2 separate regions of the Homo sapiens genome follow, and region 2 is linked to region 1. Evidence: read pairs that join two places in POLR2A ChIA-PET (ENCODE). Cell type or tissue: MCF 10A. All regions are shown on one strand.

Evidence for each region. Peaks named below come from ENCODE experiments on the same cell type or tissue, not always from the same donor. Only the 100,000 strongest peaks of a DNase experiment are listed, where the experiment ranks them.
Region 2: POLR2A ChIA-PET joins it to region 1 with 5 read pairs; 3 of 35 experiments call an interaction of 5 or more read pairs at or near these places.

What each region holds. Positions count from the first base shown.
Region 1 is chr2:37,784,653-37,789,652 of GRCh38, forward strand. It overlaps LOC107985869 (a long non-coding RNA gene), which reads left to right. Exons shown (of 3, transcript XR_001739409.2): 3 at 538-5,000. Among named protein-coding and RNA genes, the nearest start is that of PIRAT1, 89 kb to the right of the region's middle. In MCF 10A, no CTCF peak of the experiment used is centred here; a DNase peak (open chromatin) is centred at 2,409.
Region 2 is chr2:37,459,002-37,464,001 of GRCh38, forward strand. No RefSeq gene overlaps it. Among named protein-coding and RNA genes, the nearest start is that of LINC03063, 100 kb to the right of the region's middle. In MCF 10A, no CTCF peak of the experiment used is centred here; no DNase peak of the experiment used is centred here.

The DNA of each region.
Region 1 (5,000 bases):
CATCTCCAGCAGGCTGAGTCCCCTTGGAGCCTCCATAAATGCTGCTGGCTGGCTGGCGGGGCACATGGGTGGGCTGCGTACCACACTCCAAGCACTTAGCATTGAGCAGTGGTGGCTCCAGCTGGCAGCCTCACCCTCTCTCCTCCCCACACTCATGGACATTGAAATTGTGTAGAGAAAGCAGAGCTCAGAAACCAGAGCCATTTCTGCTCTCCCTGACTCCTTCACCTCATCTCTGCTGTTGACAAAGAGAACAAGAGGGGCAGTGAGAGAGATTTAACTATGACGTTGGTGCAGAAGTAATCGCGGGTTACATTAAAAGTCATGCCAAAACCCGTGATTACTTTTGCACCAACCTAATAAAACGGATCCTAGTGCATTAGGGATGGTGGCACTGGGACTGAACCTAAGAAGGAAGGGAGGACTCTTAGAATCCACACAGCAACCTGCATCCCAAAGCATGTGGATTTTACTAGTGTTTTCCCATTGGCCCATGGACTAACTTTTCAGAAACCAGCTTCTTTTTTTGATTTTCAGGGAGAATGTGGTTTGTTTTCACTGCATGAAGTCACTTCGGCCTTCTTCCCTGTCTGTGGGCAAGTTCAGGGTAGAAACTACCAGGTACTCTGAGAACTACGCCATGGACTTCCCTGCTCAGAGAAGAACAATCTGCTTCTGACGTTTCACTTTGGTTGTAAAGGACTTCAGGGATTATCTCAGCCTCTTCAAACCAAAATTCCTCTGAAATGCTTAAATTGGCCCAGATAGGGTCAGGTCTGGAATAATCAGTTCAGCTTATGCTGAAATACTTTATTTCCATCCTGCCTGCTTCCACATCCACTTTTCTGAGCATTATTTCCTCCAGAACAATTTAGAGATCTCTGAGGAGCTGATTAGATGATGATGAGGTGAGCATGCTCCCACCACATGGCCACAAGGATTGATAGAGATCAAGGACTGAGAGGTTTGGCCCCAAGCTTGACTGAGGATGATGTCGGGGATATTCCCAAGACCCTCTCTCAGACACAGATGGTCTGACCCTTTATTGGTCATAAGGATGAAGTGGAAGTTAATGAGACTCTCAGCTTGGAACTCCCTGGATGTAAGATTATAGCATATCTGTTTATCCAAAGAATTACGTGTGTCAGAGCAGTAGGTCTTCACAAATTCATTAGGTTTATAACAATCAACCATAGTTACAGGAGAAAGATGCTGTGAGCTCCCTTTATACCCCTGTTCAGTATCTGTACAATCTTACCCTCTAAACGTATTCCTTCTGTCTCACCTTAATCATGTATTGCTTATCTATTTCCTCACAACAGTCTACCTCAAAATTTGTGGCCTACAATGGCAACCATGTAAACCATGTATTTGCTTATGCTTCTGTAATTTGGACCAGGTTCAGCTGGGCAGTTCCTCTGCCAGTCTCACCCGAGGTCATGTTCACTGCAGTCAGTTGGCAGGTGAAGGTGTGGGGAGTTGGAGAAAGACTCACTGGTCCCAGCCAGCCTCAATCACATGTGTTGGGCCTCAGTGGAGATGACTGGAACTACTGCGATGAGTAGGACACTCTCTCCATGTGATCACTCATCCTCAAGGAGACCAGTCTGGGTTTTCTTAAGCCTGGGAGTCACAGGGCATCAAGAAGGTGAAAGCAGACACTCAGGGCTCAATATCACTTCTGCCACATTCCATTGATCAAAGCACATCATAGTGCCAGCCAAAATTCAAGGGGCAGAGGAAATAGACTCTGCCTTTTATTGGATGACAAATTAACATTGCAAAGAAGCATGTATCTAGGAATGGAAGAAATTTCTGGGGCCATCCTCATAATATATCACAGTCACTAAAGCTGCATATTTATAAATTATTCCTTTCACCCTTTAGAAATGGCCTGTTCCTTATTGGCAAGGGCAGATGGAGACTCCAATTGGGATGACTCATTTAAGTGGGGCTATAGAATGAACATTTTTATGGAATGTCAACTGTGTGTAAGCATTGTATACATATAATCCTATTTAATTCTCAAAACAACTTCATGATAGGTCTTACCTCCATTTTATTACTAAGAAAGCTGATGTTCAGGGTGAGTTAATGAATTACTGAACGTAACTCAGTTGTCATGGAGGGAGTTGAGGATTTCTTCACCTGTAAAATGGGAATCATAATACTTACCACCAGCATAGTTGGTAGGATGAAATTAAGTGCTTTGTGTGGAAGTGGCTGGTAAACCCCAAAGCACTGTACAAATGTTAATTTTCATTTTCATTGAGCCAAGCAGACATTTTGAGGGGAGGAGTGTTGTCTAGGAAGGCGCCAGAGTCATCTGAGCCAGACACCAACTGTTGTGTGTCTCTCAGCTGCTATTTACTTTGGCTTCAGACCAAATCCTTCATGCAATGCCTTTGGCGGTCACAGACGAGAAAGAGCCCTGTGGGCCAGGCTGGCAAGCCAGGACATGCTACAGGTGAAGACAGACACGCTTCCATTGGAAAAAGGAAGAAACTGAAACAAAGCTCTAAGTGCCTTGCTGCTATCCTCAACTACTCCGGTTGCAAGGATTTTTAATATTTCACTCAAGGTCACATACACAACCTTGAATTGCTCTGAACCTACTTTCTCCCAACTCTTCTTTTCACTAAATCTCATCCCAATTCTTTCCAAACCTCATTCTCTCATCATTATCCCATCTGCATCTTCAATCTATACACCCAATGTTTCCTCCCCCTCCTTGTCTTATTTGGATTCTGTAAGACCTAATTCTTACAGGGACCAGGAGGGAGGGTCAGCCTTTTGCAAAGTCAGCCTTCACCAGTCTTCTCTTTGCACATCTACCATCTACCTAAACTAAGATCTCTTCCTCCTTTGAGGTTTAGGCTGCTCAGATACACCATGTTCTTTTTGCCTGCCTTGTTGCTGTCATCTGTTGACCTCCCATCAGTCACTACCATCCTTCTTTGGGAGTTCTGGCATCTCACTCATAGCCTACCTGCCGTCACCAAGGACAACTTCAACACTCATTGAACATCCTGGACTCAGAATTCCTCAACTTTTACAACCCCATTATGCTTCATCCAAGACAGCTGAATACCATCCATCCACCGGTGAAAAAGGCTGCATTGCATTGCAGATTGACTAGTTCAACTCACAGAAATTGTTCACAAAAAATGCCTAATGCAGGTGACAAAAGAAAAGTCAAATTTGGAGTCAGGAAATCTGGTTTTAGAGTCTTATCTCAACTCCTTACCAAGTGTTGAAAATTGAATAGGGTACACCTTCTCTAAACCTGAGTTTTCTCATACTTAAAAATGAGGAATAATAGTTTCTATAACACTAGGACATAGTAAAAACCAAATGGGATCTAGAGTGGAAAAAAATTATAAACTGTAGGATACTCAACAAATATCACTATAAACCCTTGAAAGAAAATGTTTATGATTGTATAAATTATATGAATCCAATTTTTTTGTGTTAAGCCAAAAATGAAAAGAGAACAAAAATCATGAATTCTGGTTCAGATGATGGATTGAATGCATTCTTCTATTTTCACTCCATCCCAAACTCCTGGATATTTTAAATCAAGAGTGAGAAGAATGAGAAAAGAGACAATTATAGCAATGTATTGGAAGCATGTGGTAAATAATAACAAAACAGAGAAAACTACATCCTTGGGCAGCTTTGGGAAAGCAGAGAGGGAACTGGATTTATACTACAAAATTTCCAAAACAATCAGCTGCCAGAACACTGGAAGCCAGGCGTTCACCTTACAGGCAGAAGATTGGACATACCTTCTCTGGGAAACCTGACTAGCTCAAGAGGAAACATCTTAAGATATTGACATTGGGAGTTCCAGCCAGATCACCCTATAAAGAAACTATATTCAACAAGACCCATCCATGTTTTGAAGCCTTTAATCAGTTTTTTAGTGCCTCAAACATGTAAACATAAGCAAAGACCATCAGACATATGAGGAAAGCTTCTAATGTGAGCAATAGAAATACTACTGGTTTTTGTATGTTGATTTGTTTCTTGTAACTTTACTGCATTCATTTATTCTAACAAGTTTTTGTGTGTGTGTGTGTGACAGTTTTAGGGTTTCCTAGAAAGAAAATCATGTCATCTATGAGCAGAGACAATTTAACTTTTTCCTAATTTGGATACCTTTTATTTTTCTTGCCTAATTGCTTTGGCTAGGATTTCCAGTATTATGTTGAATAGAAATGGTGAGAGTGGGCATCCTTGTCTTGTTCCAGATCTTAGAGGAAAAGTTTTTAACTTTGCACTAGTATGATGTTAGCTGTGGGCTTGTTATATATGGCATTTATTGTGTTGAAGTACATTATCTAGTTTGTTGAGTTTGTATCATGAAAAGATGTTGAACTTTGTCAAATGCTTTTTGTGCATCTACTGAGATAATCATATGTTTTTTCCTTCATTCTGTTAATGCAGTATATTACAATTATTGATTTGCATATGTCAAACTATCTTTGCATCCCAAAGATAAATCCCACTTGATTATGGTGAATGGTCTTTTTAATGTGCTATTGAATTTGGTTTGCTCATATTTTGTGGAAGATTTTTGCATCTTTGTTCATTAGGCATATAGGCCTGTAATTGTCTTTTCTTGCTGTGTCGTTGTCTGGCTTTGGTGTCAGGGTAATGTTGGCTTGTAAAATGAGTTCAGAAGAATTCCTCCTCTTCAATTTTTTTGGAAGAGCTTGAGAAAACTGGTATTAATTCTTCTTTAAATGTTTGGTAGAATTTAGCCTTGAAGCAATCCCTGAGTTTTTCTTTGATGGAATATTTTTATTTCTGGTTCAATCTCCTTACTCATTATTGATCTGTTCAGATTTTCTATTTCTTCATGATTCAGTCTTAGTATGTTATATGTTTCCAGGAATTTACCCATTTCTTCTAGGTTATCGAATTTGCTGCTGTGTAATTATTCATAGTAGTCCCTTATGATTCTGTGTATTTCTGTGGTATCAGTTGTAATGTTC
Region 2 (5,000 bases), 330 kb before region 1:
GGGTAATGGCCCCTAACAAACCCAGGGCCCTTGGGTCAGTGGCATCTACAATGCAATGATTACATGCTAATAATTTCAGTATTTGCATTATAGTTCAGGAAATAGAAGAACAAGTCTTTTCTTATTGCTTTGCCTTTGTTGGACATTTTGGTTGAGTACAATTTTTCCTTATCACCTTCTGAATACTTTCTGAAATACTTTCAACTGCAATTCGACTTTCAGTCTTTGCAAGTGTATCCATTGGGTGATATGTATGGTGTTATGACATTTATGTTCTAATGACACATAAGGGCTTCCAGATTTGTAGTAAGTCTAGAATTCATCTCCAGTGACTACACTGAGCAAAAACAGAATATGCACTTTGTAATGATAAAAATTCTTAGTAATGGTTCTGTAATTAGCCTAATGATTTCAACAACTGATCTTTAATATGCATGAGCTTAATTCCTGTTAAGAGCAGAAATCTCAGATTCCTCTCAAGGTCTCCCTTCATACTTATCTTCAGTAATTTAATAAATGTGTATGAGTCTATAGTTGCTCATGTTTTCTCCATTTATATGCATTTATCTGGGTCAGCATGTGGTTAGAGTGATGACATACAAAGGAAATTCAGGCCTCTTGTCTCAGAGCCAGAGGCCTGTATAAACATTCCTGTGTCTGAGATTTGGGGGTTGGAGAAGGTCTCTGGACCTGTCCCCTCAAAATGTCAGGAGCTTACTGCATCTCCCAAAAGGATAGTGCCTAGAAAATGTAGACTTTGTTGATAAAAAATACATAGTGATCATTACATTGACATTTGAAGTATCTGGTTCTTTTCAGATTAGGCAGATGATAGTAAAAGGTCATTGGTGGTGTTGATGAAGGAGAGAGTGGTTGATGAGTAGGATATTAATAATGGCCCTTTACTGAGGCAAGCAAACAGAACCTAACAGACAATATATAGGCAAATACTGTTAAAAACACGGCGACACAAAAACTCACAGGGCTCCACAGAAATACAAGCAAAAACAAACTCCAGACCTCTTGGCTTAACATAATTCCAGAAAAGACCCAGTAAGGATCTGGATAAAGTGTCCATGGCCAAGAGGAACTGAAAAAGTCAGATTCCAGGGGTCCTCACATTTCTGGTTTCCCATTAGATTTTATCTCCCATCTCAAGCAGTAGGATCTGGCAAGAGGGATACAAAAGACTCTGCAATTCAACTTTCAGAAGAGCTGGGGGAAGAAGCAAGGCCATGCCTCTCTGTTAGTAATCCTCTGTGCTTTAGACCACAGTGTGAGAATTTGGAGGTGAGAGGGCAAAAGGAGGTTGCAGCAGGAATCTTGGCCTGGGATCAGTTTGAGGGAGTTTTGCATAAAGGTATTTACTTTGGGAAGATAATATTAGCTCAATTATTTCCCATGGAAACTGGAAAATAAACTCCCACTTTAAACTAAACACATGCACATACTTAGTTTCTGTTTGCACTCTTTCCCTGACTAGTGAGTGAGAAAGGTCTGTGTGTGTGTGTCTGTGTGTGTGTGTGTGTGTGTGTGTGTGTGTGTGTGAGTGTGTATGCTTCTTTGTGGCCCTATTTTTGCTTTGCTTCAACTTATTTCGTCATTTCATGCTTGCTGCCTAGCAGACATGGATGGGTGGATTTTGATCAGAGTTAAAGGCAGTTTGCCCACTATCTGCCATGGTGGGACTTATGCCTGCCAGTCGGTAGGCCTCCCTGAAGTTCATCTTGTCTTGTCAAAATGCTGATGCATCAAGATTGATGTGTTTTGAGTAGGAATTATTTTTCAAAGCCTTGTTTGGGCCAGTTCTGGTCTGGTGCCATGTCTTACATAGTGTATATCATGAATCTTCACTGAGAAAGAAACAAGCCTGTGTTTCTGAAGTGTCCTTCAGCTTAGGTTTGCCCATACACTTTTGGTAAAATTCCTTTTCCAGAAGCCTCAGAGTGAGTCCAGGATACAGAAAAAGAGGAGTGTATCATGCTTGTGGGTTTAACAGTTTATCTGTCACCACCTCCTCCCCACCCCATGAAAAGGCCAAGCTGTCTCACTGGGGATAATTTAATGCCACTCTTCTAGGATAACAGAGAGTCACTTAATGCATGTATTTAGTCAGTCTTTGAAGTAAAGGAAGGTGTGTCGATTTCTGTGTAGAAGCGGTATGCCCAAAGGAGTGGAGTGGTTCTACTCCTCCTCCTTCACCTCCTCCTTCCATTAATTTTGAGCACTGCATAAAGCATGGTATTATTGAGGATGTTGCTGGGGATGTTGTTCCATTTATTTTTACTACATATCAAATCACTGCATAGTTTTTGTAGGTTAGAAAGTTGTAAAGGGCTGTGATGAGTGGTTCTGGAAGGGTGTGTCTCCTGCAGGAACCTATAGGAGCTTGGGTCTGGCTTGGCATCTCTCTCTCTCTCTCCATGTAGTCTCAGGGTATCTCCATGTGATCTTTCCATTTGGGATAATTTGGGCTTCCTCACAACGTGGTGGCTTCGGGGAGGTAGACTGTTAAATGATAAATCAGGGCTTCAGCGCTAGTGCACCAGTGAACTAGGGGGAGGCATCAACTTTCCTAACAGCCTTGGAAATCATGTAGTATTACGTCTGTTGCATTCTGTTGGTTCTAAGCAAGTCAGTGTACTCAGAGATAAGGAAAATGGATACTGACCCTACTTTTTGATGGGAGGAGTATCAAGGTAATATTGTAGAAAAGCATGTGCCATCTTTGGGGGATACAATTTGTCATAGGAATAGCTCTATTCAAGAAAAAATAATCACAGTAAAGACAGTCCAACTGGCAATAGTCCTTTCGGGAAATTCTGTGATCTCAAAATGTTGCATGCCAGTTTGAATGGTAAAATATACACTGACCTTTCTGTGAAATCATTTTTTTTTACTTTAAAATGTTATATTGTGGTATACTTTACATTCAATAAAATAAACACATCTTAAATATACAGTTTAATAAATTTTGATAAATGTTTGCACTCGTGTGACAACCACCCCTGTCAAAACACAGAATACTTCATCACCCCCAAAATTCCCTTGTGCTCTTATGGAGTAAACCCTTGCTGTCTTTGGTCTCAGGCAATTTCTGTGTTGTTTTCTGTTACTATTGATCAATTTTACCTGTTTTAGATTTTCACGGAATCTGACAGCATATACTCTTTTGTCGGCATAATAGTTTTGAGATTCACTCATTTTGTTGTATGTAATGTAAATCAACATTATTTCTGAGTAATATGCCATAGAATGAATATACTGTAATTTGTTTATCCATTCTCCAGTTGATAGACATTTGGGTTGTTTATTGTTTTTGGCTATTATGAATAAAGCTGGTATGAATATTCATGTACAAATGCTTATGTAGACATACCCTTTCATTTCTCCTGGATTAATACTAAGGAGTGGAATTGCTGGGCCATATGGGAAATTTATGTTGAACTTTCTGAGAAACTGTCATTCTGTTTTCCACAGTGGTTGTTCCATTTTACATTCTCACCAACAACATAAGAAAGTTTCTGTAACTTTACATCCTCACTGTACTTGGGTATGTCAGTCTTCAATTTTAGATAATCCAGTGTGTAGTGCTTTAAATATACATTTTCATGATGATCAGGATGTTGAGCATATTTTCATTCATTTATTAGACATTTATATTTCTCCTTTTGTAAACTATCTGTTCAAATCTTCTGCCCATTAAGCATTTTAAAACATATTTTTCCTGTTGGATTATAGTTCTTTAAATAGTCTCAATACAAGACCTGCAGTAGGTATGTATATGGTGAATATTTTTTTTCCCAGTCTGTGGATTGCCTGTTTATTCTTTTATGATATCTTTGGACTAGAAGTCATTAATTTTGATAATGTTTCATTTATACTTTTTCATTTTATGGTTTGTTCTTTTTATCTGTTATGTCTAAAAAAATCTTTCCTACCCCATAGTCACAAAGATTTTCTTCTGCATATTTTTCTAGAAGTCTTACAGTTTTAGCTTCAATTTCTATGATCAATTTTTGTTTATAGTGCGAGGTAAGGGTCAAGGTTTATTTGTTAAAAATATGGGATCTGGTTTTTCAAGAACTGTGTTGAAAACACTATCCTTTACTTATTGAATTATCTCTACATCCTTGTTAAAAGTCAATTTACCATTGGGTAGTTATATTTTTTGACTGCCTATTGTGTTCCATTTATTTATATGTCTATCCTTATGTAAATATCACACTGTCTCCATTTCTGTAGCTTTATAGAAAGTCTCAAATTCCTTTCTAAAATTGCTTTTACCAATCTTGGTTCTTTGCATTATATCACCATAAATTTCAAAAACACCCTGTCAATTTCTTTTAAAAAGCTTCCTGGGATTTTTATTAGAATTCCATTGTATCTATAGATCACTTCAGGGAAATTTATCGATTTATAATGTTGAATCTTTTGATTCATGAACATAGTATATCTCTTCATTTATTTAGGATTTTAAACATTTATTTCTTACACAGTTTTTGTTAGATTTATGCTTATTTTATGTTTTGATCCTATTGTAAATAACATTGTTTTAAGTTTCATTTTTGAAATTATTCATTGTGCTAGTATACAGAGGTAAAAATGGTTTTTATATTAATCCTGTATCTTGCAACCTTGCTGTATTCATCTATTAGTTGCAATAGTTTTTATTATGGATTCTTTAGGGGTTTCAATATGTACAATCATGTCATCTGTGAATAAAGGAAGTTTTATATTTTCCTTTCTAATCTGTATGCCTTTTATTATCTTTTTCTTGCCTTACTGTATTGGTCAGGACCTCCAATACAACTTTGAATGGAAGTGATAAGAGCATGCATCCTTGCCTTCTTTCTGATATTAGAGGGAAAACATTCAATTAAGTGTGATGTTAGCTGTAGATTTTTTTTTTTTGGTAGATGCCTTTTATTGGGTTGAGGAAATTCCCTTTTACTCTTAGTTTGCTGGGGGATTTAAAAATAATTATGCCTGGTTTTTGA